Regions from separate parts of the Homo sapiens genome. Here all the other regions are linked to region 5. A link is a loop called in an ENCODE intact Hi-C map of the cell type or tissue named here. Cell type or tissue: endothelial cell of umbilical vein. All regions are shown on one strand.

Region 1 (4,000 bases), 210 kb after region 5:
TGTAAGAAAATACAATTTCTGATGTTTCAGCCACTCAGCCTGTCATATGTTGTTATGGCAGTCTGAGAAGTCTAATACAACATGGATATTATCATCATCTACATTATAGATGAGAAAACTTCAAGTGAGGAAGGCTAACAATATACAGCAGGTCATACAGTAAGGATCTGACAGTTTTTGAACTCACCTCTGTCTGAGGCCACAGCCCGTGGTCTATCTGCTTTATCTTCTTGACTCTACAAGAAGGAAAAAAGTTGGTGACTGACTACCTTTCAGGTGTGATTTGAGACACTCTAGTCAACTGTTCTAGGTCCTAAGACATGTTCATTATTATCTGCCTCCATTCCTGAAATTCCACCATTAAAGAATCTGTGCCCAATGTTCCAAGGTTTACTCTCTTTCTGGAACTTTTCTCTGAAATTCTGAAACCTCCCAAAAAGAATAATATTTTAAACCAAGGAATCTGACATATAGTCCCCTCCCCAAATGTATAGCTCACCTGTACATTACAAAGGTAATATTTTCAGAATATTACCTTTGTCTAATAATCTAGACAGTAAATAAGGAGAACAACCAGGCCTACCCAGTTGCCCATCATTGCAATTATGTTGCAAAAAAAATGTCAAGCAAGAAGGCTAAAATAAAAAAGTAATCATAATTAAAACTAAATGCAATTATTATATAATTTAGAGCTACTTAATTCTATTATAATTACATCTTAAAATTGGGGTATTTTGAAGGTTTACTGACAAAAAAATGACAGAGAAGAATAAAGCCTCCATTATACCCTTGATTTTTTTTTGTTTCTGTTTTTGTTTTTTCGAGTCTTATCAACACGTGCAAGCCAACCAGGCAAGAACTTTCTCTAATTCCTTTGCTGTCAGTTAAATATTCTTGCAGATACACTCTCACATATCCTCCACTTCCAATACATGCAAGGTTTCAGATTATGTGACCCACTCCTCCTAAAGAAAATGTAGACAACAAGCTAATAACTTTTTTGGCTACAATTTATTCATTCAAGCCTGTTCTTGCTCTCATATTTCCTACGTCAATTGCCATCCACTTAGTTGCTCCAAATCAGAAATTTTGGAGCCATTCTTGCCTCTTCCTTTCACGGCAACCAGTTTCAGCAGGTTCTGTGGATTCACCCTCATCAAAACTCTCTAAACCATCTGTTTACGGTCTTCCTGATACCCACACCTCATCGTAGGTCAAGGTCAGCATCATCACCCCCCTTCCATCAGGGCATCAGCCTTATCATTAGCCTCCTCCACCAATGACTCTTATTCAAGAATGTCTAAGGGATGAAGAACCATAAGGTATTATTAAAAGTATTAATTTTTAAAATTAATTAAATTTATTAAATTAAAATTTATTAAATTAATTTTAATAAAAATAAATTAAAATTTATTAAATTAATTTTAATTAAATTTATTAAATTAATTTTAATTAAATTTATTAAATTAATTTTAATTAAATTTATTAAATTAAAATTAAAAATTAATTTTAAAAGTATTTTAAAAGGTATTATTGAAATATTTGCCATACTATATATTTCTCTTGAGGCATATCTCTTCAGGATCTTTTATGCACACTCACCGTGTTAATGCTATTCTCATGAAAGATCTTACATTCTTAGCAGGATCTCAGATTGTTGATGTTTTATAATTTGAGGATAAGTCACTTAATTTCTTTGAAATGTGTTTGCTTTATCCGTCAAATGATGTTACACCTTGGTGATGTAGTTCTCAAATTCTAAGGCTCTCGGTTGTCTTGAGTAAACTTATCTACTAAGATATTATTTGCTTTTCTAATTTATTTCTAAGGGTTCAGTGCATACATTGGTGAATGAATGCTGCTGTGCTTAGACTGTTTAATCCTTTTTGATGCAAGTCTGCTCCTCTTTGGTATTAAGTGTTCCACAAGAGGGCGCCCACTTTCTGGCAAATTGGATATTATATCCATAGGCTTCAAATTTTAGGGAAATCCCCGAGGGCAATTTAAACAGCAGTTTAAACTTGTAACCTATTTAAATAGTAAATATAACTTGCTTAAATATTTCAAAAGATAATTGTTAGTTAAATTTATTTAAGTTTTTAAAGAGTATCTCTACAAATGGGGTGAACTGGTGATTTTTCAATGATATTGAAATGATGAAAGACGTCAAATTTATATGAAGACATACTTGGGGTTCTATTAGACTTTCTAGAGAACCTTCATTTTCTTAACTTCCTACTTAATAGGCATGCTTCCTAATTACATCTGAATGGTCTACCTCAGAGGGTTTTATGGAGGTTGATTTAAAGTACATGAAAATGATTTGAAACATTATCTAAATATAGGCTATTGTTTTTAGGCACGAGTTTATTGCTAAAAATCAGGACTCAGGTTTTGTCTTAATTATCTTAATCATCATTACATATTTATAGCGGGAAAAGTTAAAACAAAATTATAAAAGTTTCAGTTTTTCATCTTGAAATGTCTCTACTTGAAATTCCTATCAAATAGATGAAAGATAACCATGTAAATAGCATGTCTGCACTCAACAGCATCAAACTTTTTATGCTACATGGTGGCTTTATCAAAATAAAGCCACTGAGTCAGACATTTTCAATAAAAAATAATTTGGGGTAGAATTCTTCACAAAAACAATAAAGCACTCTGGAGAGCAAATAAGCAGTTTCGAGGAAAGATTCTGCTACCCATTGAGAAAATTTGATTCAAGGGTCCACATTTATAAACTTTAGGCAAATTATAATGGAGTCTGATGATGGAGAGGATGGTGATGGTGAAGGGAGTGGGGCAAAGTTGATGGGAATAAAGGAAGGGAAATGAATGAAGTTGGGAGATTGGTAGGGGATGAGGAAGGAGGAACAAACTGATAGTCAAAGGGACCCTGCAGGCAGGAAGACATTAGGTCAGGACAACAAACACAAGACAGCAGCTTCCAGCCTCACTGGAAACTCAAACTTGCATTTGAGTCCTTTGAGAAGGACTCAAAACATCACATAAAAGGCAAAGCAGCCACCCAGGAGGCTAGCCAGGGCATCAAAAGATGTGAGAAATGACATCTATATATGAGGTTATAAAGTTAGTAGGAAGAGTATACGTTTCTCTTTCAGTATGGGTTTGAGTGACTTTGAGAAAGTTAATGTTTCTGAGCTTCCATCTCTTCAACTTTTTTTTCTAATCTATTTTATTTTCATTTACTATTATTATTTTTATTATTTCAATAGTTTTTGGGGAACAGGTGGTATTTTGTTATATGGATAAGTTCTCTAGCAGTGATTTCTGAGATTTCAGTGCACCCATCATGCAAGCAGTGTACACTGAACCCAACGTGTAGTGTTTTATCCCTCACCCCCTCCCATCCTTCCTCCTAGAGTCTATTATATCTTTTTTTTTTTTTTTTTTTGATGAAATCTCGCTCTGTCTCCAGGCTGGAGTGCAGGGGCGCCATCTCGGCTCACTGCAACCTCTGCCTCCGAGGTTCAAGCGATTCTCCTGCCTCAGCCTCCCGAGTAGCTGGGACTATAGGCACGCATCACCACGCCCAGCTAATTTTTGTATTTTTAGTAGAGACAGGGTTTCACCATGTTGGCCAGGATGGTCTTGATCTCCTGACCTCGTGATTCTCCCGCCTTGGCCTCCCAAAGTGCTGGGATTACAGGCATGAGCCACCGCGCCTGGCCCATTATATCATTCGTATGCCTTTGTGTCCTCATAACTTAGCTCCCACTTATTACTGAGAACATTTGATGTTTGGTTTTCCATTCCTGAGTTATTACACTTAGAATAATGGTCTCCAATTCCATCCAAGTTGATGTGAGTGCCATTACTTTGTTCCTTTTTATGGCTGAGTAGTATTCCATGGGATATATACATATATACATATATATACACACATATATACATATATACACATACATATATATACATATATACATATATACGCATATATACATATATATACGCATATATACATATATACATATAT
Region 2 (4,000 bases), 56 kb after region 5:
TCCACTGGGGGTCTTGGAATGTATCCCCCTCAGATAATCAGGGACCACTGTGTTGCCTTGCAACTAGAATGGTGACGAATGGTTGGGAGGACTGAGGTACACATTTTAAGGTAGGAGCCACAATTGACCTGAACTGCTCTGCTTACTAAAATAAGAAAATAAAAGATTTAGTAGAAAACCCAATGGCATGAAATCTGAGGCAGTGAGGGGCTGGGAAAACATGAGGTAAGTGTCATAAGGGGAATTTCAGTGACATGGGAGAAAGAGGGGCTTGATGCCACCCCATCAACACACACACACTCACACACACACACACACACACACACACACACTCCTTATTGCCTGTACCTTGCTTCATGTTCTTCATAGCATTTTTGCTCATCAGACATATAACTCATTTGTTTGTTTATTTTCTGTATTTCTGTATCAGTCAAGGTCCTGGCAGAAAAGAAGTGACATTCTCAAAGGGTAACAGAAGAGGTAAGAACAGTTAAGTCAACATAGAACCGACAGCATTGAGCAGCCATGGGTTGCCTCTCATTAAGTAAAAAGGGTCAAGAAGGGTGGGGAGGTAAGAGAGGTGTCAGAGGAACCTGCCAAGATCTGTGGCTATGGGAGAGGGGGATCCCCCAGGATCTGTGGCTAGAGGGCAGGAACACAACCACTGCCAAAACTGCAGCCTGGAAGGAGTTGGCGGGGAGAAAATGCCTAGCTCTCCAGTGCTTCCATACTACAACCTCCCGCTGGGATCTCCCACTCTCCCTACCTTCCATCACCCTCCCAGAGGACAAGGCACAGTAGAGTGCGGGGCTAGCCTCCTGGGGCACAGAAAAGGGCAAAGATGGACCTGGAGGGTAAACAGAGGCTAGCCAGCACCTCCCTCAACTAGAGTGCAGACTCCTAGGGGACAGTTGTTTTCATTACTTCTTATCCCCAGGGCCTAGAACAGTGTCTGGTGTGTAGATTTTCAATAAATGTTTGATGATGGAATGAATGCGTGCATGATTTGGAAAGAGAGAGATGTCGAAAGATTAAAGCAGTTTCCTAGCGTGTGTGACGTAAACTCACCTACTGCCACTATTATAGTATACAATTAGATTTACCCTTTCTCATAATGCTTTCACATGAAGGGATATTTCGAGGAAGGCAGGTTTGGCAGGCAGATCTGGAAGAAAAGATAGAGAAGATACAGTAAGGACCTCAGCACCATATGACCAACAGCGAAACCACAAAGTCTGAAGTTTAATGCTCTAGAATCTACAGGTGATACAGGCACGGGAGTGTTCAAGCCCCAGCCAGCCCCCATCCCAGGGAGGAAGGCCTTGGGCATGGGGCAGCTCTGGATTCCATCCTGACCAACTCAACCTCTCTGAGACTGATTTTCCTCATCTGTAAAATGGGGGTGAGGAGAGAATGCAGTGTTGTGAAGATTGAGCAGGACCCGACACACTGTGCCTAGGGTGGTGTAAACAGTAGGAGCCATAAGGATTGTTTCCGATGCAAGGCAAGTTTTCTAATTTTGAGATAGGTGTGGAAACTGCTGCAGTTGCTCTGCTTTCTGGGCTGGAGCCATTCATTCCGCATTCCTGATTAGGGAGAGGGTCAGGCGGTAATAGGACACCTCATTCCGGAGGACGCCTTCACCCCGTCCCCCTACAAGGCTTCCTGCTTCCTTCCTTCAGGGTCAAGTGGAGTCAAAGCTTGTTTTCCTTCTCACTCCAGGTCAGCATTACACAACACACTTGTTTTTTTCAGGTGACCCTGGAGGCTTGGAACTGCACTGACAGACATCTGTGCAGCCCTTCCTTCCTCTGGGTCAGGGAGATGTTTCCAGATGGAGTTGAATTCAGGAGCAGGAGAGGGACTTGGGGAAAAGGAGAAAGGCAACATTAGCTTCCCCTTGAGAAGCTGGGAAATGCCTTAGTGAATCGGATTCACGTGGCCTTCCTTTAATATGAGCTCTCTCTCCACTTTTATTTGATAGTGGCAAATTCTTCCTCTACCCTCCTTGGGTCTGTACCCCTAAAAGTACTGCTCTGAGATAAATTAGGCTAATGAAGAGAAAATGGGGAACCTCTGAATGAAGGTCTCCTGTGCTTGCATGAAGAGCCCACAAGAGACACTCTGGAATCCGTGACACCAGGGTGGAGTGGTGGGGGTTTCCCTCAAGTGCAGGCAACAAGGTGGTGCATTGTTCGTAGAGAATTTGAAATCAACAATAAAACTGACTAAATCATTTTTAAGGATTATCGGCTGGGCTCAGTGGCTCACGTCTGTAATCTCAGCACTTTGGGAGGCCGAGGCGGGTGGATCACGAGGTCAGGAGATCGAGACCATCCTGGCTAACACAGTGAAACCCTGTCTCTACTAAAGATACAAAAAATTAGCCGGGCCTTGTGGCACACGCCTGTAGTCCCAGCTACTCAGGAGGCTGAGGCAGGAGAATGGCTTGAACCCGGGAGGCGGAGGTTGCAGTGAGCCAAGATCACACTACTGCATTCCAGCCTGGGCAACAGAGCAAGACTCCGTCTCAAAAAAAAAAAAAAAAAAAAAAAGAACTATCACCATATGGTGGTGATCCCAAACAACATCAGTGATTAAGTATTTTTCCTAAAAAATCTATTGAAGGTCTAAGTTCTAAACAATTGCTACTATTACTGGTGAGTTTCAGTAATATAAGCTGCTAATTAATGTACTTTTATTTATTACCTTTTAATAAATAGTGTTCTACAGAGAAGGTAATTCAGAAAACTCTCATTTATATAGCAGCTCCTGACACAGAGGAACTCAGCTACATATGTTTGTTCCAAGAGTAAGTTTCTAAGGGTTTGGGACTGTTGAGTTTGCCTGAAGTCTCTCCAGCCTCTGCAGAATGACACATCCCTGCATTTGAACAGTAGATTAAAAACACACAATGTTAGCATGGTGTTTGTAAAGAAACTGAACATATGTAGCTTCAATTCTGTCATTATATGGGACCTTATAGAGTTTTTATTTTTGTTTAAAATTTAAAACAGTGAAGAGTGCAAACTTCAAGGCATACTATTATTATTTGGCACATACAAATTTGAGTTCACACTTAAACATTTCACTGAATTTTAGTAGTAGCATAAAGTAAAATGTTTTCTTTTTCAGTCAATTGCTTTAAATCAAAAGAATTAGTCAAGCAAATAAGGATTATTGCTGAAAATAATGGAGGGGAAAGTCAATAAAAGATCTGGTCCAAGTGTCAACTCTGCTAGATATCTCCATGGTCCAGAATTATGTGTGCTGGCTGCTCTCTAATTTTATGTATAGAAGTGTGAGTGTGTATGTGGCATAGGAGTGTGCATGCATGTGTGTGTATGTTTGTTTTTGAGAGAGAGAGAGAGACATTAGTGGATTCGGGTGACTCAGGGGCAAGAGGTCACTCATAAGATTGCCCATATTTAGTGAGAGCCCAGAAGGTTCAAATGAAGAGTCCCAGACAAAGATGTGCCGTAAGTATGTGCACACACTGCTGGGTAAAACACAAAGTCTAGATCTTAATGGCTTTCAACAAAATGGAAAAGTGAACAATTTGAGGAATTCCGGAAGAAACTAAAAATAGATGTGGTTTTCCCTCCCTTAATATTCCAGGTCAGATGAGGCAAAACCAAGGGCGATGGGTCTGGAATAATCGTGTAATTGTTGATATGTAGCTATGTTTTGTATACTGTGCTTCAGATCCAAAAATAGTTTAGTGGTCCTGAGAGGAAGACTCTGATAAATAGAAGGTGACGTAGTTATGAAAGGTCTTGAACTTGGAAATGTGGACCCCCTCATTGTGCTGAGATAGGCCATGGGAGCTGTGGAGGGCTGAGCAATTTCCCTGAGGCCCGACGACAATCTGTACAATGCTAGACCATTTTGAATTGCAGTAGCAGCCACTGTGAACACCTTTGTCTTCAATCTCTTACCCTTTAAATTCCTAAAATAGAAAGCTCAGGCTAGAAAGCAGAGCAACTCACCTTCATTAGTA
Region 3 (4,000 bases), 77 kb after region 5:
AAACCGATGAGGGGCTCTGAGCACATCAGCAGCAGGTAACAGGACTTAGTACCCGGTCGAATTGCTGCTTCTGCTCCTGCACCACTTCTTGTGTCCAAGGACACCTGTGAAGCTGTGAGCCTAGGAAACAATGAAGCCAGCAGTTGGCACATCTGGGAAGGGATGGGTTAGGAGAGAGCAGTGGGACAGGAGACAAGTTCAGTTTTCGATGATCTGAATTTACACTCAAGTGGAAAGAGTATAGTTGAAAAGCCATGCCTAATATGTAGCAAAGAGAGGAAATAGGCATGCAGAGGAAAGAGATATCTTTGGGGACAAGAAAAGAGGCAATATGCCATAAAGGTCAGAGGCTGGAAATACAGTTCTGGGAATTCTCACATAAACTGACAATTAAAACTATGGAAGTGGATGAGCTTACTATAAGAAGGTGTCAAGAGAGAAGAGCTGTAGACCCAGGAGAGGTATTTGGCAGGGCGCACAGTGAGGCAGCTGCAGGATGATGAGGATGGGAGCATAGAAGGAGAAAAGGCATAAGCTCGGGAGCCTTGAGAACCAGGAAAGGGAAAGGGAAAGGGAGCGCTGCAGAGGAGGAGGCCATGCACAAATGGAGCAGGTACCCACCGCAAGCCAGGGAGAGTGAGGACTGGGGCAAATGTTGTGGGTTTGCCTCTACAGAATACTTTTCATAATGAGGTGAGGACTAAAGTCAAACTGTCCAGAGTAAGGAAATCTTGAACTAGCAAGGACTTTTCAGGGTACTGTATTTCTTGGGGTTGGGGGTGGGGGGATAAAGTAATATTTTTTTTTTCATTCTGAATAGCACACACATTATATGGTTAAAATCTAACAAAATCCCTGAAGAAGGAAATGAAGATTTAGAAGAGAAGTCATTGGCTAAGGACAGCAAAGCCATTTCTCAGAGAGATGGAATGGATGGGGGCCATAAAGGGAGGAAGTGCAGAAGGCTAAGGTGGCCCTGCCAATTACTGTAATGTTGGAATATTTTAAGCCACATTGCAAATAACTGCTTCCTCCAGCCCCTGGAGTGCCTCCCCACCTCTTCTTTAGTCATCCAGTCCCTTTCCTGGGATCCTACACAGACTTCCCTACAATCCAGCAATGACACTGCTAAGGTCTAGCCCAGCAGGAGACCCCCAGGCCCTGCTCCTGCACAGTGGACAGAGATTGTTCTGATTGGTCCATTATTATTATTATTATTATTATTATTAAAATAGTCAAGTATTATTTTGGAGCTTACCTAACACATGGTAGAACCACAGAACTGTGAAGCTTGAGAACAACCTAATGTAAAATGAGCTTTGCCAAGTTTTCTCACATAACATTTGAGTATAGAACAAACTGGGCCGGGTGCAGTGGCTCACGTCTATAATCCCAGCACTTTGGGAGGCCGAGATGGGCGGATCACTTGAGGTCAGGAGTTCAAGACCAGCCTGGCCAATATGGTGAAACCCCATCTCTACTAAAAATACAAAAATCAGCCGGGCATGGTGGCATGTTCCTGTAGTCTCAGCTACTTGGGAGGCTGAGGCAGGAGAATCGCTTGAACCCCAGAGTCAGAGGTTGCAGTGAGCCAAGATCATGCCATTGCACTCCAGCCAGGGTGTCTCAGTGAGATTCCGTCTCAAAAAAAACAAACAAACAAAAAAAATAAAAACAAACAACAAAAACCTGACCCATTCCACAGGGCTTCCCTCCGTCTGCAATTGGAATGCACCCCTGGGCATTGTTTTGCCATGGCTTAGGGAAACCCCTCCACATGGTGAATTAATGCAAGACGGACTAGATAAGAGCAGTTAGGAACTCAATGTTTTCACATAGATGGCAATCTTTTGCTTAAAGCCTAAGACCCACAGTGACTTAACAACAAGAAAAGAGGGATAAAAGGTTATCAACGCCGCCCACATGTGCAGTGTGTTTTGGAAAACTTGATCCTATTGTGTACAAACAAATGTTCCCCTGTAATCTGATAGTACTGAACTGCCCTGACACAATGCTGCTGCAGGGCCTGATTTCAAGGCAATGGAAAATTAAATAGGAAAAAAAATGTCTTCAAGGCAGTTCTTTAATTGTTATTGTGTCCCATGTTTGTGTTAAATAAATATTTAGCTTATATTTTTGCTTGTGCAGGAGATGAATCATCTAATCAAATAAGGTCAGCAAAGATAAGTCTTACCACCTCTGCAGCTGAAAATACAGATTTATGAAGGCAGGCTCTTAAAGTTACACTTAAGGGTTTTTTAATCTGTACTTCTACAGTTCAGGGAGTAGGTTGCTGATGGCATTCTATCCTTATTGCAACTCTGTATCTCATGGAGATGAGCAGAGTAATAATCATAGTAAAATTTGCAATGATAGTCCTCCTGAAAGTTGGCATTGCCATCTATCATCCACCATTAAAAGTAACTCTATTCTTTAGTAGTAGAATGCTTGTATGTGCTCATCTATTTTCAGGCTCATTTAGTCTCTATTTTGATAAGTATATGTTTGCAAAAGGGCTGCCTGATCGTAGTCTGTATCCCAGAACACAAGGTTTGGGAGACATTAGGGTATATGCCGTTGGCTGTTTTCAAAGGTCACAATAGTGTGTCTAGTTAGCCAGATGCAGGCCAAGGTTTAGTAAGAGGTATGATTTCCCTTGATTTTGTACTAATACAGTTAGTTCCTTTCTTAAAGAGAAAGCTATGCGTATAACATCACCTACTGCGTGGACGTGAAAGCTAAGCAGCTTACATGTGGGAAGAACCTTCACCTTCTACTTCAATTTACAAACAAATTTCGTGAGTTTCATGTACTCACCATCTCCAAGTCCTCACTCCCCAAACACTCTATAACTCTTCCCAGTACAGTTTCTATCCAACCATCCCAATGGGATTTCCTTTGCTGAGAGCATACCATGTCTCCAAGTCCAATGAGCAATATCAGTCTCCTCCTTAATGGACTTCTTGGCACCACTGGACATAGTTGACCACCCCCTTCTTCTTCTTCTTTTTTTTTTTTGAGGTGGAGTTTTGCTTTTGTTGCCCAGGCTGGAGTGCAATGGCGTGATCTTGGTTCACTGCAATCTCCACCTCCTGGGTTGAAGCAATTCTCCTGCCTCAGCCTCCCGAGTAGCTGAGATTACAGGTGTCCACCACAATGCCTGGCTGATTTTTGTATTTTTAGTAGAGACAGGGTTTCACTATGTTAGGCAAGGCTGGTCTCATACTCCAGACATCTGGTGATCCGCCCCCCTTGGCCTTCCAAAGTGCTGGGATTAAAGGCGTGAGACACCTGGCCCAGCCCCCTTCTTCTTAAAACTTGACTTTCCCCGGTTTCCTTGACTCCACTAGCCTTGTTTCCCTCCTGTTCCTGCCTCTCTGGTTTCATTCCTGTCTCAGGCGATTAGCCACTATTTAGAGCTGGTGGTGGGAGTACTAAGAAGAATTTATCAAGACAGTCGTAGGTAAAGAAAGGCAAATTTATTAGAAAAAGTATGAAAATATGTTGCAAGGATGCAATGGACAGGCCAGCAAAAAGGGGCTGACTGTAACAAGACACAGTCTTGCTGGGGATTTTATAGAATGTTGCTTCTATTGTGTGCTGAAGAGGGCTTTGTGCAGTACTGATAATGCCAAGGTTGCAGTGAGCTAACTTGCATTTTTTTTAATCAGCGAAGGGTCTGGTCATAACTTGGGCACAGGAAGATTGTGAGTTATTTGCACAGGAGGGCTATGTGTTCTGGACCATGAAGAAAGGCAGACTTATAGCTTATCTGCTTTTTATTTTTGCTGTCCCCTGTTCCTGCCAGCCTGATTCTTTTTCCCTAATTAGGACTTCACAATTTCCAATCATCTTGGCTTTGTCATGTTTCTTAACTGGACCTTTGATTGTTGGAATTCTGTAGGACTTGTTCCTAGGCCTCCTTCTCTACTCTCTATTGCCTCCCTAATCAATCTTACCTAATCCTGTTGTTGCAATGACAAGTCCTCCCCATCCTGGC
Region 4 (4,000 bases), 360 kb after region 5:
GAGCAGGCAGAGATCCTGGAGAGGCTTTAGAGTCAGATCCAAAGCCAATTGCCAGCACTGGGTAACAGTGGGCCAATTGTTTAACCTGCCCAAGCCTCAGTGCCCTTATCTGTAAAATGGGATTAATGCTATACCTACCTTAAAGGGTTGTTGTAAGGATTATTTTGGTAAGAAATAGATTGTGGCTAATAGCACCTGGTTCAGCATAGGTCTTCAATAAATGCTAGTTTTCTTCCCTTACAAAAATTATCTCCCTAGTTTCAGTCAATCATTATTTTCAATGGCCCGTTAATACTGAACATAGGCTTCCAAATATTTGATGGCTCAAAGGCCCCAGAGTGGGAATATCCACTGCTATTCTGCTTTAGTGACCTTTATTGCTGCTGAGAATACCAGAAGCCCTACCAGAGGTGTAGGTGGTGGGGCCTGTCTTTTCCTGGAGCCCAGAGTATATCTATATCTCCTCTCTCCTACTTTGTACTCTGCCTCAAGGCCCATAGGACTCAGAGCTCAGGCTTCAGATGGGTTAGGCACTGGGTCACTAGGAGGCTCCATTGTGGCCCAAGATATTAACTATAATTTATGAAATTATTTTTATGGGAAAACCATTTCTAAGTTCCAAGAAATTTCTGACTGCCAAATGATTTTTTTAGAAGATTTCTCCAAACCAATCACAAAGCTGACATTTTACCTTTTTTATCTGCTGCATCTCTTACATTCTTTCTAAATACTTTCAGTAGCAATTGCTACCCCATCCCACTCTCAACTCCCACAGTATTTATTTTTTGTAACATGTGTTTGCTCTCTCACTGTCTTGTACATTTCGTTCATTTTTCTCCAATATGTATTCATATGCCCAACTAAATGTGAAAATACTTTGGACAGGAATTATCTCCCAACATATTTGTGTTTACCATGATCGGTAGAAGACTCTCTGGCATGGTATGAAGACTCCATCAAAATCTCTTTTTGAATAGATAAATCAGTACCAAAGAACACACTCAATTCATCTTCTCTTTGACACAGCAAAGATACAGAGTTTTCCTCCTTGCCCTTTCTCTCATTTGTTCTTACCTCTCCAAAACAATGGAATGACATTATGGTGGCTGCTTCTGCAGTTCAGTGAGCTGAGTGGCCCTTCTTCTTCTTGCCCATCTCTGACCTTGGACTTGAACTGTTTTACAAAATACTAATTGGTACTGTTGGGAGCAGTTTTCAACCCCTTTCCCAAATGTGGGTGCACAAAGACCTCAAAGTCACTTATTCTTGCTTATTGATGTAGTAATACATATAAACTTTTATTAACTATTTTATATGCCTTTTTATCTTTTAAAAATACTTTGGCTTTTTTAAAAATAGAAAAAATTTTAAAAACTGTAATCTGTTAAGGAAAAAGGAGACATTAAAAAAAAGTGGCTCACGCCTGTAATACCAGCACTTCGGGAGGCTGAGGCGGGCGGATCACAAGGTCAGGAGATCGAGATCATCCTAGCTAACACGGTGAAACCCTGTCTCTACTAAAAATACAAAAAATTAGCCATGCGTGGTGGCAGGTGTTTGTAGTCCCAGCTACTCGGAAGGCTGAGGCAGAAGAATGGTGTGAACCCAGGAGGCGGAGCTTGCAGTGAGCCGAGATTGCGCCACTGCACTCCAGCCTAGGCAACAGAGCGAGACTCTGTCTCAAAAAAAAAAAAAATAAATAAATAAAAGTAACAGCCATTTGTAGTTTAGCTAAATTGCTTATGTTTGTCATTTAAAAAGTAGTATCCAATTTTATTGAATCTCTAAAGCTATATTTAGGCACATACAACTATGAACATCCGTTTTGCGTAACTGAAAATCTAAGTAATATGGCTTGGCTCTGTGTACCCACCCGCATCTCATCTTGAATTGTAATCCCCACATGTAAAGGGAGGGACCTGGTGGGAGGTGATTGGATAATGGGGACAGTTTTCCCCAGGCTGTCCTTGTGATAGTGAGTGAGTTCTCATAATATCTGATGCTTTAAAAGTGTTTGGCCATTTTCCCCACCCCCTTCTTCTGCCACCGTGTAAGATGTGCCTTGCTTCCCATTTGCCTTCTGCCATGATTGTAAGTTTCCTGAGGCCTCCCCACCCATGCAGAACTGTGAGTCAGTTGAACCTCTTTTGTTTATAAATTACCCAGTCTCAGGGAATTCTTTATAAAGAAGTGTGAAAACAGACTAATACATTATGTCTTATCACTATTTTTTTCCCCAACATGAACTCTGACTCTTCAAGTAAGATGAAGTGAGTATGGAGTAGTTATTAATTGAATTCAGTAATTTAGCACTTTTATCTGTAGTTAATAGTAGAAAGGGGGCCTGAGTAGAGACAGGACAAGATAGTTCTCTGAGCATCTGTTTCATCATCTGTAAAAATGAACTAGAAAATCTCTAGGATAAATCTTTCTTAATCTGGATAACACTCCTGAAAGAAAGCCTCTAAATTGAGGACCCTTGGTTCCCCTATTCACATCGTTTATGTAAACAGTACCATATTTATCCTTGCACTATCAATTTAAAGTTAGAAAGGGAAAAATAATGAACAGTATTGAATTTGGCTTATTTGAGCACTTCTTTTCGGACAATTGCTCTTCCTCTTTTGACCACAGAGGGGAGTATTGGTATTATTTAAAGGTACATAATGTTACCTCACAAAAGAGACAGACTAAATTTAGTCAAAATATTGCATGAATCATTTCAGGACCAATTCTCCTAGATGAAATCTCTTTCATAATAAATGTATTTAGAAAAAAATGAAAGTGAAACCCACACTTCTTTGGATGATTTTATACAGGTTTTCTTTATTACGTAACCTAAGAATAGAAGCAAAACTATTTACCTGAGGAGGAAGTTAATTTTTAAGATGTAAAGCAGTATGATTTTATCTTGTAATACCACAACGAGGAAAGATATGAAATAAGTTTGAGTGGCCAAGAGAGAAAATGTGCAAATATACTATATTCAATAGCATTCAAGTGTGAAAGGACTCAAAAATTTTTTTTCTTTTATTTACTAATTCAGAGCCAAAAAAAGCCAAAAAAAAGGACTTTGTTTTTGACATTGAGTACTCTCATAATTTAGTTTACGGGATGGTTTCCTGCTGCATTTTCCTGGGCTTATTTAAAACTACTGTGTTTCAGTTGCAGAATATAAAATGTGCTAATTCACTTGTATTCTAAGGAAATTAAATCTTAAGAAATGTTTTTGTTTTGGATTAATATTCTTAAGTGTCATAACTAGTTGCTTCTGAAAATTTAATATATGCCTATATAATATTTTGTGTTACTCATTAGTAAAAATAACAACTTTTCTCATTTTTAGTGAAGATAGATGTTTAATCTATTTAAATTATATAGTTAAATTATAGTGACAAAATAAAAATTTAAATCTGGCTTCTTGGAGATATATTACATATCTCTTATTAATAATATCTAGTTGTTTTCAAAATATGCTTTCTACTAATGTGCTCTTAAGGTTAATTTAAACATCATCCTTTTTAAAAAATATATGTATGGCTAATACTAAATATGCTTTTGTTCACCTTCAAAGAAGTTCATATTTTTGATATATGTTTTTCTTTTTAAGGTTGCATTTTGGACACTTGCATACGTCCTTTCTCATCCTGATATCCACAAGGCCATTATGGAAGGCATATCTTCTGTGTTTGGCAAAGCAGGTACTAAACCTTATTATATAGGAAGACACAGCTAATAATGCATGTTTGTCACACATTATTGGCAAAGCTAAATACCTATAATTTTATAAAAATTCAACATAATCCAAAATTCAACATAATTTGTTATATATCAGGATATAAATTGATCAGGTAGAATCCTAGAGTTTAATTACTGTCAAGCATATTTTTGTGCAACTCCTTCATTTTCCAAATGATGAAATCAGTGCTATAGAGATTGTGATTTGCCTAATTTCCTTACTTAAATATATATACACCTGTTTGTTCTTCTAATGTCTTGG
Region 5 (4,000 bases):
AACTCATGTTTAGACTTTGCATAGCCCTCTATTGAATAAGCTCTTCCAGATCTGTAAAGAATTATTTTAGAAAGATTAATTTTCTCCATTTCTCTTACGCTTCCAGAACAAATGAAGGGGCTGACAGAGGGTCACTCTGTAGTTCAGTGTTTATCAGACTAATGCAAATGTTGGTAAAAGTCCCATTCTGTTTCTTTCCAAGTGGTTCTTTTTTTTTAAATTATACTTTAAGTTCTAGGGTACATGTGCACGACGTGCAGGTTTGTTACATATGTATACATGTGCCATGTTGGTTTGCTTCACCCATCAACCCTTCATCCACATTAGGTATTTCTCCTAATGCTATCCCTCCCACAACCCCCCACCCCCCGACAGGCCCCAGTGTGTGATGTTCCCGCCCTATGTCCCAGTTCTCATTGTTCAATTCCCACCTACGAGTGAGAACATGCAGTGTTTGGTTTTCTGTCCTTGTGATAGTTTGCTGAGAATGATGGTTTCCAGCTTCATCCACGTCCCTGCAAAGGACATGAATTCATCCTTTTTTGTGGCTGCATAGTATTCCATGGTGTATATGTGCCACATTGTCTTAATCCAGTCTATCATTGATAGACATTTGGGTTCATTCCAAGTCTTTGCTATTGCGAATAGTGCCGCAATAAACATAAGCGTGCTTGTGTCTTTATAGTAGCATGATTTATAAACCTTTGGGTATATACTCAGTAATGGGATCGCTGGGTCAAATGGTATTTCTAGTTCTAGATCCTTGAGGAATCGCCACACTCTCTTCCATAATGGTTGAACTAATTTACACTCCCACCAACAGTATAAAAGCATTCCTATTTCTCCACATCCTCTCCAGCATCTGTTGTTTCCTGACTTTTTAATAATTGCCATTCTAACTGGCGTGAGATGGTATCTCATTGTGGTTTTGATTTGCATTTCTCTGATGACCAATGATGATGATTTCATGTGTCTGTTGGCTGCATAAATGTCTTCCTTTGAGAAGTGTCTGTTCATATCCTTTGCCCACTTACGGATGAGGTTGTTTGGTTTTTTCTTGTAAATTTGTTTGAGTTATTTGTAGATTCTGGATATTAGCCCTTTGTCTGATGGGTAGATTGCAAAAATTTTCTCCCATTCTGCCTGTTCACTCTGATGGTAGTTTCTTTTGCTGTGCAGAAGCTCTTTAGTTTAATTAGATCCCATTTGTGTATTTTGGCTTTTGTTGCCATTGCTTTTGGTGTTTTAGTCATGAAGTCCTTGCCCATGTCTATGTCCTGAGTGGTATTGCCTAGGTTTTCTTCTAGGGTTTTTATGGTTTTAGGTCTAACATTTAAGTCTTTAATCCATCTTGAATTAATTTTTGTATAAGGTGTAAGGAAGGGATCCAGTTTCAACTTTCCACATATGGCTAGCCAGTTTTCCCAGCACCATTTATTAAATAGGGAATCCTTTCTCCATTGCTTGTTTTTGTCAGGTTTGTCAAAGATCAGATGGTTGTAGATGTGTGGTGTTATTTCTGAGGGCTCTGTTCTGTTCCATTGGTCTATATATCTGTTTTGGTACCAGTACCATGCTGTTTTGGTTACTGTAGCCTTGTAGTACAGTTTGAAGTCAGGTAGCATGATTCCTCCAGCTTTGTTCTTTTTGTTTAGGATTGTCTCGGCAATGTGGGCTCATTTTGGTTCCACATGAACTTTAAAGAAGTTTTTTCCAATTCTGTGAAGAAAGTCATTGGTAGCTTGATGGGGATGGCATTGAATCTATAAATTACCTTGGGCAGTATGGCCATTTTCACGATATTCATTCTTCCTATCCATTAGCATGGAATGCTCTTCCAGTTGTTTGTGTCCTCTTTTATTTCATTGAGCAGTGGTTTGTAGTTCTCCTTGAAGAGGTCCTTCACGTCCCTTGTAAGTTGGATTCCTAGGTATTTTATTCTCTTTGCAGCAATTGTGAATGGGAGTTCACTCGTGATTTGGCTCTCTGTTTTCTGTTAATGGTGTATAGGAATGCTTGTGATTTTTGCACATTGATTTTGTATCCTGAGATTTTGCTGAAGTTGCTTATCAGCTTAAGGAGATTTTTGGCTGAGACGATGGGGTTTTCTAAATATACAATCATGTCATCTGCAAACAGGGACAATTTGACTTCCTCTTTTCCTAATTGAATACATTTTACTTTTTTCTCTTGCCTGATTGCCCTGGCCAGAATTTCCAATACTACGTTGAATAGGAGGGGTGAGAGAGGGCATCCTTGTCTTGTGCCGGTTTTCAAAGGGAATGCTTCCAGTTTTTGCCCATTCAGTATGATATTGGCTGTGGGTTTGTCATAAATAGCTCTTATTATTTTGAGATACATTCTGTCAATACCTAGCCATCTTGCGACAACCTCAAGTGGTTCTTCTGTGGAAAGACAATCTGCATTTTATAAGAAGGCAGTAGGCCTATACTGTACTTACCCTTATCAAACTTCAGGGGGCAGTCCAGACCAAGAAATAAATCCTGGACAACTTCCTTAAACCTTAAATACACCTGAAATTCACTCTTGAATTTGAGGGTGCAAAAGGCGTTTTAATCTCACCACTCTAATTAAGGGCAATCTGCATTGTTGCTGCTTTGGTTTGTATAATAAAGGAGATTAGGGATCTGTAACTGTAATAGCTCTGTTTCCTGATGGCAAACAATGCCTCTGTTTCCTGGATTTATGCCCAAGTGTGCTGGTAAACACTGAAGACTGCTTTAAGCAAAGCGGGAAGTAGCCATGGGTGTCACGGAATTTTTATCTGCTAGAAAAACAGTGTTTTTGTTTATTATTATTATTATTTGAGTCGTATCAATGGGTTATACCTTGGATACCTTGGGCAAAACAGAGTTAATTCAAATATGTGGTTTGAAAAATAGATTAGAAATATTCTGTGCTTTTTGGATTCATTTCTTACTTTGGGAAGGAATAGTCTGGAAAATTTTATATAGGTTTGTCAGCCTAGAGCCCCACTTCCGTGGATGAATTACATAAAACTGTTTACAGATTCCACTTTGTACCCAAGGTCTTAGGGTGGAGGGAACAAAATAAAACAAACAAACATAAAACAGTGACTTGAATGCAGTACAGAGATTTGCGAGGTCCCCAGGGATTGGCCTGGAACGCTCAGGGCTGCTTTGCAGTTAACTCCTCAGCCTTCACCACTGTGGCGTGGGCTCACCTTAGCAAGCTCCCCTCCCTTGTTCGGAAAGCCTCCCCACTGACCTCACCTCAGGAAGCAGCAACAGATTATATTTTATCCATAGATGTGTATCCCTTTTGGAGAGAAATTGTACACTGGGGCTGTCTTTTAACAGAATAACATTCTTAACACCACGCCATGAGGTAATTTTTCCATATCCTTTATCTGAGAGTCTCCTGCTAACCTGGGCAAAGTGGAGGAGGGGTGAGACTGGAGAAAAGAACTAAAAGAGGTGATGGGGAAGAGTCCCCCTAGTTCACTGATTACCATGAATTCTCCCATAGGGGGTCCACATTTCACCTGGCTTGATCTTAACCAAATGTGCCCAGTTGTATTTCCTTGATTGGCTCCTGTGGGGGAATGGGGAGATTTTTCTGTGGGACAGGGAGTCTTTGGGAGACTTGGGGTCTAGCTTCTTCCTGTTGTCTCCTTGTATTTCAGTTTCCCATCTGTAAAACCACAGATCCACATTCATCTGATAAGCTTAAAGGTCTCTTCTATCTCTGACTTTCTATAATTCTGGGTCTCTTCATGAGTATCACGCTGGGAGAAGAGAAATTTATCACTGAAGAATAGCAGCCCAAATGGGTTTGGCAAGACTTTATCTTGCTGGGTAGAAATTGTAGATAAAACATTGCCAACAGCTACATTATGCCAACCAAATGGGAGGCAACGCCCCTTTGGAATTCTGACCTGATGTTCGAAACCAGAGCAAAGGAGTTCCTCAGTGTGATGTGCTGCCAAGGGACACATTGGATTTGTGGATAAGGTTTC
Region 6 (4,000 bases), 140 kb after region 5:
CCAGACTAACACATCATCTCCTGAGTAAGCCAGATGTCTGCCATCCTCCTCCCCCATTTCTTATTGTTTGCATGGGGAAATGGTTAAATAAATGTCTGTGGGGTTTTCAGGATGTAGGTTGCTAAGGCCAGAAATTAAGAAAGACTGTGGGAAGTCACGGCCTTTTGTGGTTTGTACAGAAAATTTCAAAGAGACCCATGTTGGAATGCTTCAGAAAAAAAAAAAAAAGTTACATGGAGATGAGAAAGATTACAGCAATTAGCAAATATAGAAAGGAGGTGTGGGTGAGTTATTGAGGTGAATGAAGCAGGAAGTCACAATCATTTGAAGACAAAAAGAAATAGGTGGTCCTAGAAATGCCAGGTAGGCGGAATGCATTTATTTTGTGCCATGTGATGGTGAAGTCAAATAAGTCCTCATCCCAAAGAGAAAACCCAGTGACCCAGGCCAGTAAAAGCCTGATTCTTCAAGTGTTCAAAATGAAGGTGGAACTTACAGGGAACATACCTTTTGATTGTGTTTTTAAAAGGGCAACGGGAATGGTGTCTCATCATTTCAAGAGGACGGTAGTTTAGCTTTAATATTAGGTTCTGTTGGTTTCTAAAATTATGACTTGGGATTTAAAATCACATCATGTATGCCAGCACGCAGCTATGCTTCCTTTCCATTCCATAACAAGGAAATATCTAATGAGATCCCGTGAGCTGTCTTTGTAGTAATTGTCTGCCTTCTTGCAATGTGGTGCTGCTGCTGCTCAGGCTTCTGCATGTCACCCAGAATGCCCCTCCACTCTCCAAACAGCGAACGATCCTTTCTATCTTCCAGGCATGGGGGAGGCCGGCAGCTCGCCGCTGAACTCAACTGGCTGTCAGGGCTGATGGTTTCCCTCACCTCATCCACACTCCCAAGCCGTGTGCAAAGATCCAGCATGTTATAGAAGGTTTAAACAAGGGTCCTTGAAGTAAAGTTTTCAGAACCAAATGTCTAGCAAATAAACAGATGCCTGTTCCAACATTTGTGTGAGGATGACTCAAAATTTTCATTGACAGCTGAAAATAGAGCCCTCATGTCCTATAGATGAATATAAAGGATGTGAGGGCTCTATTTATCCTCTAGCACATTCTAGACGGAAACCAAGTTTCCCACTGTTAGTGAATGTGGAGTGGACAGAAGAAGAAAAGAGGGGAGATGGGCCAACTCCCGAAGCCCGCTCTGTGCCAGACCAGTTCTTATCTCCAAATATCATCTCTATGTGTTAGCGGTGGGCGTGGGGGCCTTGGTCGTGGTGTCCTACGATTCAGACACAGCCGTCCTGTCTATTCTTAAATGATTTTATACACACCCATTTTTCCCCTTTTACCTGTAAACTTTGAAATGAAGTTGAAAGGCCACCAGTGTCCATGACAGGTCCCTCTGCACACATGGGGCATGGTTAGGAGATACATGAGCCTGTTCCCACTGCAGGGTTTTTATTCTCTCATGCAGAGCCAAGTGAAGGATGCCGGTGACTATTGAAGCCCAAACACAACAAACCCAGAAGCCTGGGGGGAAAAAAATGGCTTTATTCTCAGCATGAAAGGCAAGAGGACCTGACTGGGCAAGTGGTGGGCAGATTGCTGTCACGGCCCACTTCCGATGACATTAAACCGCAAAACCTAGGAATGACTTTGGGCCCTGCCTTTTTCGGATTTTGATTTTTACCATCCTGGGTCTTCCATCCTGCCAGCCAGCCGGCACCCCAGCAGTTGTGGGAAGAGGAATTTGACTTTGATTAACCGAGAAAAACTGTGCACCCGTTTTCTGTTTTTTTCTGGAACTGTGAGGGTTTTCCCATGCCCCAGGGGCTCCCTCACAGTTGTCCTATGCCAAGCATTCCCGACAGGAATCTCCAGCTGGGTTGGAGTGACAGCTGGCCTCCAGCACCGCAGCTCCGCAACCACCGCTGGCGTCTCCTGAGGCTCGCGCGCCCCCTGCTGGGCCTGAGAGGAGGCGTCCCCGCTGCGGTCCGGCCTCAGGAAGCCGGCGGGAGGCAGTCAGTCCCGCGGATGACGCGCCCAACGGTCTAGGTTCAGGAAGTAATTTGATCATATGGACAGAGCGAAGGTCAAGGCATAGTGGATAACAGAAACCAGGAATGAAAAAAATCTCTTTCACTCCCGCCTCCTAACACTTTTATATTATGATCCTTGCAGGGGAAAGGGTAGTCAGAAAGCAACGTAGGACTGTGGAGGGAGGGAAATCCCAGTCATGTAGTTTCAGTGTGTGAAAGGCAAAGGAAATTTCAGGCCCCCAATTCACTATGCAAAAAGGAAAAAATTAAGATGGAAGCTAAGTCATGCAAGAAACAGCCTTTTCCTTCTGTTGCTAAGCGAATAGCTAACAGATGAAAGGCCAGATATCTCCACAGATAGCTACGCTAGGTTCACCTTTTATGTAAAGTGCCGATTTACTGAGATGAATACATCACTGACTATTCCCCTACCTGCTCCTTTTCTCCTGCAATGCATGGATTATGCATTGTGACCATACCCTCCCTCTTCGCCTCCACTTTTCCCCTTTAAATACTGAAGCCCTCAAAATATCTTTGCAGAAAAACGGACCACAGACTGTCTCTGTGATTCTGTGTTCCTTTCTTCCAGTCGTGTTCTTAACCTTGGCAAAATAAACTTCTAAGTTGATTGAGACCTGTCTCAGAGACTGTTCGGTTTACAAGTGTGCATTGCACATCCACAGGCAGGCATACATTTCTGAGGCATACTCGCTGGGATAGCTCCTTCCTTTCTCTGTCCCCCCTCACTGACTGAATCTCATTTATGGCACTAACAACAAAACTGAAAGCCCCAGAAATGATCTGGTTCACCCATTCCAGATAGGTTGCTGGAAGGTCGTTTGAGGAAGAAAAATGGGTGCCTTCCATGTTTCATGGGAACCTAATACTTTTTCTATCAAGGCAGCTGCAAAAGGATTAACATAGGTGGCCCTATTCCCTTTCCTAATTCATCCATTCAAAGCCACTGCTGGCCTGGATTTTCATTTTCAATCCATGATGAATCTGCAGATGAATCTGCAGCTATCCCAGGGCAATCTGACAGACCAGCCAGCAGCTGAGGCTGGATGACAAGTTCCTACCCTAGCCTCTGAGCACACATTGCTAACGTGTGATCCGAGAAGACCCAGGTCCTTGGAGTAGAGGGACAAGCTGAAATGGCCTTAAGTAATAAGGCAGACAGCTTCCCAGTTTGGGGGGATGTCACGCACCTTGGCCTGTTGCTCCTATCCCCTCGGAATAGCTCTCACACCTTCTCCCTCATGTTGGACATTCCTTTTACAAAAACAGAAATCTCAAGGACAGATAAGGTTAAGAAGGTTAATCTCAGGTTAATCTCAAGGAGAGAAAAGGTATGCAAATATACTTCTGGGTGAAACACAGTAACTTAAATTTACCCTCGAATGAAAATGGCTGGTAACTATATAACTATGTTAACCAACAGTTTTTGAGCCCTTGCTGTGTACCTGGTCCTGTTCTAAGATTTTTATGTGTATAATTTCATTTAAACTCTACAGCAAACCAAAAGTAACTAAATATTCTTTTTCTTTGCATTTTTAGACGAAAAAACTAAGCACAGAGAGGTAAATAACTTGTCCACAGTCACACAGCTGAGGACCAGTAGAACCAGGATCTAAGTGCAGTGTCTGACCTAGAACATGGGCATGTATCCACCTCCTTATGTTGCTTCTCTATGCAACCTGATGCCAGTTACTTGCTTAAAAGTAGGCTTCCATAGCAGGAAAAGTTTCAAATGCACAAAATGAGAGGGGAGAACAATGGTGACAGAGAGGGTGGAGGAGTTAAGGCATCTCCCAGCTTCATCTCACTTTATAATTCTACCTTGGGGCAGCCCAGGACATAAAGACCAATGTTCTGGGCAAACTTCAGAGTGTGCCTGCTTCCTTTTTAAGTCTCTGATGAAACATCAAAGAATTCCTGCTGTGCTGCTTT
Region 7 (4,000 bases), 900 kb after region 5:
GGCTAGAATGGCTATCATCAAAAAGAGGAAAGATAACAAGTGTTGGTGAGGATGAGGAGAAAAGGGGACGCTTGCCCACTGTTGGTAGGAATGTCAATTAGTACAGCCATATTGAGAACAGTATGGAGGTTCCTAAAAATATTAAAAATAGAACTACCATAAGGTCCAGTAATTCCTCTACTGGCTATATATCTAAAGGATATAAAATCAGTATGTCAAAAATATATCTGCACTCTCATGCTTATTGAGGCATTATTCACAATACCTAAGATATGGAATTAACCTCTGTCCAACAACAGATGAATGGATAAAGAAAATGTGACATATATACACAATGGAATTATATTTGGCATTTTTTGGTATGAACATGGCTCACTGCAGCCTCGACCTCCTGGGCTCAAGCAATCCTCCCTCCTCAACCTCCCAAGTAGCTGGGACCACAGGCATGCACTGCCATATCCAGTTAATTTTTATTTTTTAATCTTTGCAGAGATGGGGTCTTTCCCTGTTGCCCAGGGTGGTCTTCAACTGAGCTCAGGTAATCCTCCTGCCTTAGACTCCCAAAGTGCTGGGATTACAGGCATGAGCCACCATGCTAAGCCCTGTTTAGCCTTTAAAAAAAAGGAAATCCTGTCATTTGCAACCACATGGATGAAACTGGAGGACATTATGTTAAGTGAAATAAGCCAGGACAGAAAAACAAATACTACCACATGATCTCACTTATATGTGGAGTGTAAAACAGTGAAACTCATAGAAACTGAGAGTAACATGGTGGTGGCAAGAGGTTGGTGGGTTAGGGGACTTGGGAGATGTTGGTCAAAGATGCAAAATTTGAGTTAGACAGGAGGGATAAGTTCAAGAGACATATTGTACCCATCTAGTACTACAATACATGTGTTAAAATACCTTAAACAAATTAAATTCAGTAGAGCTTAATCGCTCAAAGAAGATGTGTGAATCAGGCAGCATCCCCAACCAGAATAGGTTCAGAGCAACTTCGCGCTGCCATGTGGTTGGAGAGGATTTACAGACAGAAAAAGGAAAGTGACCTCCAGAAAATGGAGGTGAGGTACCTAAACAGCTGGATTGATAACAGCTTGTTGTTTGCCTTATTTGATCACAAGTTTGAAGAGTTGCCCATCTTTGGCCAAAACTTGCTGATTGTTGCAAGAGTAGGTTACAGTCTGTTTACACACCACATTAGGTTACATTTCACTATGTACAGAGAAACCTTTAGGCTGAACCTAAAACATGTAAGAAGTCAGCTTTAGGTTAAACTTAATTTAATGCATTGTATATTTGAAAATTTCTAAAAGAATAGATTTTAAGTGTTCTCATTGCACAGGCAAAAAATAAGTATGTGAGTTAATACGTATGTTAAGTGGCTTGATTTGACTATTCCACAATGTATACACATATTAAGGCATCGTGTTGTGCATCATAAGTATATACAATTTTTACTTGTCAATCTAAACATTTTTTAAAAATTAAATGTGGGTTGTTAAATGAACTGTAAAAAATAAGTAAAAGGCGAATTGAGCTCCAAACTAAAGTGACACATAGATCAAATATTTTTAACATAAGTTTAGAATTTGAGGCATTTTATCTTCAAAGCAAAATAATTGGGAAGTGGAAAAAAAAAAAAAACCCATCAAGTTGACGAATCTATGAACTAGCTCTGACCTAGACCTAAACAAACTCAGCTCTGGAGGAGGCGTTGGGGTCGGAGCCGAAAGCAGGCAACAGTGCCACCTGGTGGATTATACATGCAGAAAAACATTCAGAGTTTTCAAATCCTGAAGGTGATTTCACACCTGATCCCTTCTTGGATATTTCAAGTTTTTACCTTTGATATAAAACGTGTTCATTTTTATTGTATTATCTGCCATCAGCTTCAATTATAGACATCTGGTATTTTTCTAACTCTACAGACCTACTTTTTTATAGAGCATATATTTCGTTTTTTGTTGTCGTTTTTAAGTAATGGAAGCAAATTTTAGTGCTAGAAGTTTAGTGTCAGCTGTTGGGGGACATGCACCCTAATCTTATTACAAACAGCAGAAAGCAGCCTGGCTTACTGCATTCCTGTGCAAATCACGAAAAATACTGTCTGTTAATGTCTTTTGAAGGTGGCAATTACTGCAAAATGTAATCATCAAGATTTAGAGTAACTATCAGCGTCGTTAAAAGAAAATATGTCCCAAAATGTATAATAATAAATGGAATACAAAGCAGAACTAAGTTCCATTAATATGCTCACATGTTGAAATTACTCATGTTACCCGTACATTATTTTTTCCCCTCCAGAATCTTCATTGTGAACTCATAAGAAAGTTGATGTGGCTTAGTTGTGGGAGAAGGGGAGGAAACAGTCACTGAACACACCTGTGTAATCTGCCAGGCTTCAAGATTTTACATATTGTATGTCATTTAATCTTTCTACCCACAATAAAGAAAAGGATTTGTGTCACCCGATAGCAAATTCTACCCCTCCCACATGGGCATGCGAGGTGTGAGTATCCAGGCAGGGAAAGTGGAATGAATCACAGTGATAGTTAACATTTCTGAGAGTTCATGGACCCTCCTGAAATCGTCTGGCCACAAACATTATTGCATAGGGTTCTAGAATGTTCCTTAACCTCCTGAAGCATGTTACCTTCATTTTTACAAATAAGAAAATGAAGACTGGGAAAATTTAGATGATTGTGCCCAAGGTCACCTGCATAAGCAAGCAGTAGAGGCAGCATTTACACTGAGATCTGTTTGGCACCAAAGTTTTTCTTACTCCATGTTGCATTTTGCTAAAACAATATGCAGTTCATTCTCCCTTCATCTTCATGACTTCTGTTAAACAATAAATACTTCACTAAAACCTTGATGGTTGCTTTTTCTAGTGCCACAATTCTGTAATTTGCCTTCTTTGTCCCCTACTTCTACCCACTCCTTACCCAAATGTAAACCAACACCAAAATAGAATTTAAATATGCATAGATCAATTGAGTACAGTATCTATTAATAGGTAAATTTAAAGGAAAATTAGACAAAATCTTAAGGCACCATGCAAAACATTAAGTGAGCCCTTCCCTGCTGCAAGCATTAATTACCCTTTGTGCTTTGTAAAGTCACCATATCACAGCCTGGGAAGTGCATAGGGACAAGAATGAGAGAAGATGTTCTTATTTATTACCTGATTTGTTGGGACGATCACTTGTTCAAGCAAAATCCTCTGCCTTTTAAAAAGTCATTTGGCTCAAAAATAAAGAAAGATATCTTTGAATCTTCTAAATCAACAAATGAGATTAGCTAGTATTTGAGTATTTACCATTTGAAAATATTTGCTGGTCTTGTATAAATGCTTAAATTTAATGTATACACATTATATAATGTCTTCTTTCTTTTTAAAAAAGAATAAAAATGTACATGATTTCAATTTTAAAAATATAGATACTTATGGGTAGAAAAGGAGTTAGAGAATGTTAACATAATTATCTTTGGGTAGTGGAAATGCAGATTATTTTTCTTATCTTTTTCTATAGTAAACATAAACTATCTTCATAATCAGAAAGAAATCTTCTTGATATAAAATACATACATCTTTGACACTACACAGGAATCCAAGAAATTCAAAATGACAGCTGTGTATATATTTCAAGCTAAATGTGTGTTTCTTGTGGAGTACTATAAAACTGAAGTATGAAGGGACAGATAATTTGGGGCATGTGTCCCCATACCAGTGAAATTATAGGAGTCAAGTGGTATTTCCAAAGCCTTAAGTACTTTCTTTATCTTTCCTGGATGGTTCAGAGTAACAATTTTTATAATATATACTATATTGAGAAGTATATATTATACAGTGTCACACACACACACACACACACACACACACACACAGAAAGAGAGCGAGAGAGTACGCTGATAGAGTTTGCTTTGGTTTTATAATATAAGACCAAACTTCCCAGATGTCTTTGGAGAAGAAAATCCCTAAATGATAAAATCC

What was found. Hi-C counts contacts between places; a loop is a spot of excess contacts. Peaks named below come from ENCODE experiments on the same cell type or tissue, not always from the same donor. Only the 100,000 strongest peaks of a DNase experiment are listed, where the experiment ranks them.
Region 1: it touches region 5 in a loop (16-fold over the local background); 7 of 110 quality-filtered maps call a loop at or near these places.
Region 2: a loop joins it to region 5, with 5 times the contacts of the local background. A loop is called at or near these places in 7 of 110 quality-filtered maps.
Region 3: it touches region 5 in a loop (6-fold over the local background); 9 of 110 quality-filtered maps call a loop at or near these places.
Region 4: a loop joins it to region 5, with 9 times the contacts of the local background. A loop is called at or near these places in 6 of 110 quality-filtered maps.
Region 6: it touches region 5 in a loop (16-fold over the local background); 72 of 110 quality-filtered maps call a loop at or near these places.
Region 7: a loop joins it to region 5, with 23 times the contacts of the local background. A loop is called at or near these places in 7 of 110 quality-filtered maps.

The regions. Positions count from the first base shown.
Region 1 is chr6:46,779,582-46,783,581 of GRCh38, reverse strand. No RefSeq gene overlaps it. Among named protein-coding and RNA genes, the nearest start is that of MEP1A, 12 kb to the left of the region's middle. In endothelial cell of umbilical vein, a CTCF peak has its summit at 1,924 (motif pointing right); a DNase peak (open chromatin) is centred at 1,921.
Region 2 is chr6:46,933,554-46,937,553 of GRCh38, reverse strand. It overlaps LOC105375080 (a long non-coding RNA gene), which reads right to left. Exons shown (of 3, transcript XR_001744147.2): 2 at 3,990-4,000; 3 at 389-1,165. It also overlaps a transcript of ADGRF5 not described here. Among named protein-coding and RNA genes, the nearest start is that of ADGRF5, 14 kb to the right of the region's middle. In endothelial cell of umbilical vein, no CTCF peak of the experiment used is centred here; a DNase peak (open chromatin) is centred at 1,743; H3K27ac peaks cover 1,099 bases.
Region 3 is chr6:46,912,518-46,916,517 of GRCh38, reverse strand. All of the region lies in intron 1 of ADGRF5 (adhesion G protein-coupled receptor F5), which reads left to right. Among named protein-coding and RNA genes, the nearest start is that of ADGRF5, 7.4 kb to the left of the region's middle. In endothelial cell of umbilical vein, no CTCF peak of the experiment used is centred here; a DNase peak (open chromatin) is centred at 1,937; H3K27ac peaks cover 812 bases.
Region 4 is chr6:46,625,119-46,629,118 of GRCh38, reverse strand. CYP39A1 (cytochrome P450 family 39 subfamily A member 1) reads left to right here. Exons shown (of 12, transcript NM_016593.5): 7 at 3,611-3,701. Among named protein-coding and RNA genes, the nearest start is that of CYP39A1, 26 kb to the left of the region's middle. In endothelial cell of umbilical vein, no CTCF peak of the experiment used is centred here; no DNase peak of the experiment used is centred here.
Region 5 is chr6:46,989,590-46,993,589 of GRCh38, reverse strand. No RefSeq gene overlaps it. Among named protein-coding and RNA genes, the nearest start is that of ADGRF1, 51 kb to the left of the region's middle. In endothelial cell of umbilical vein, a CTCF peak has its summit at 2,476; a DNase peak (open chromatin) is centred at 2,619; H3K27ac peaks cover 1,687 bases.
Region 6 is chr6:46,847,093-46,851,092 of GRCh38, reverse strand. No RefSeq gene overlaps it. Among named protein-coding and RNA genes, the nearest start is that of ADGRF5-AS1, 54 kb to the left of the region's middle. RefSeq lists an enhancer at 3,688-4,000. In endothelial cell of umbilical vein, a CTCF peak has its summit at 1,984 (motif pointing left); DNase peaks (open chromatin) are centred at 42 and 1,972; H3K27ac peaks cover 697 bases.
Region 7 is chr6:46,088,056-46,092,055 of GRCh38, reverse strand. It overlaps a transcript of CLIC5 not described here. Among named protein-coding and RNA genes, the nearest start is that of ENPP4, 40 kb to the left of the region's middle. In endothelial cell of umbilical vein, a CTCF peak has its summit at 1,758 (motif pointing left); a DNase peak (open chromatin) is centred at 1,705; H3K27me3 peaks cover 514 bases.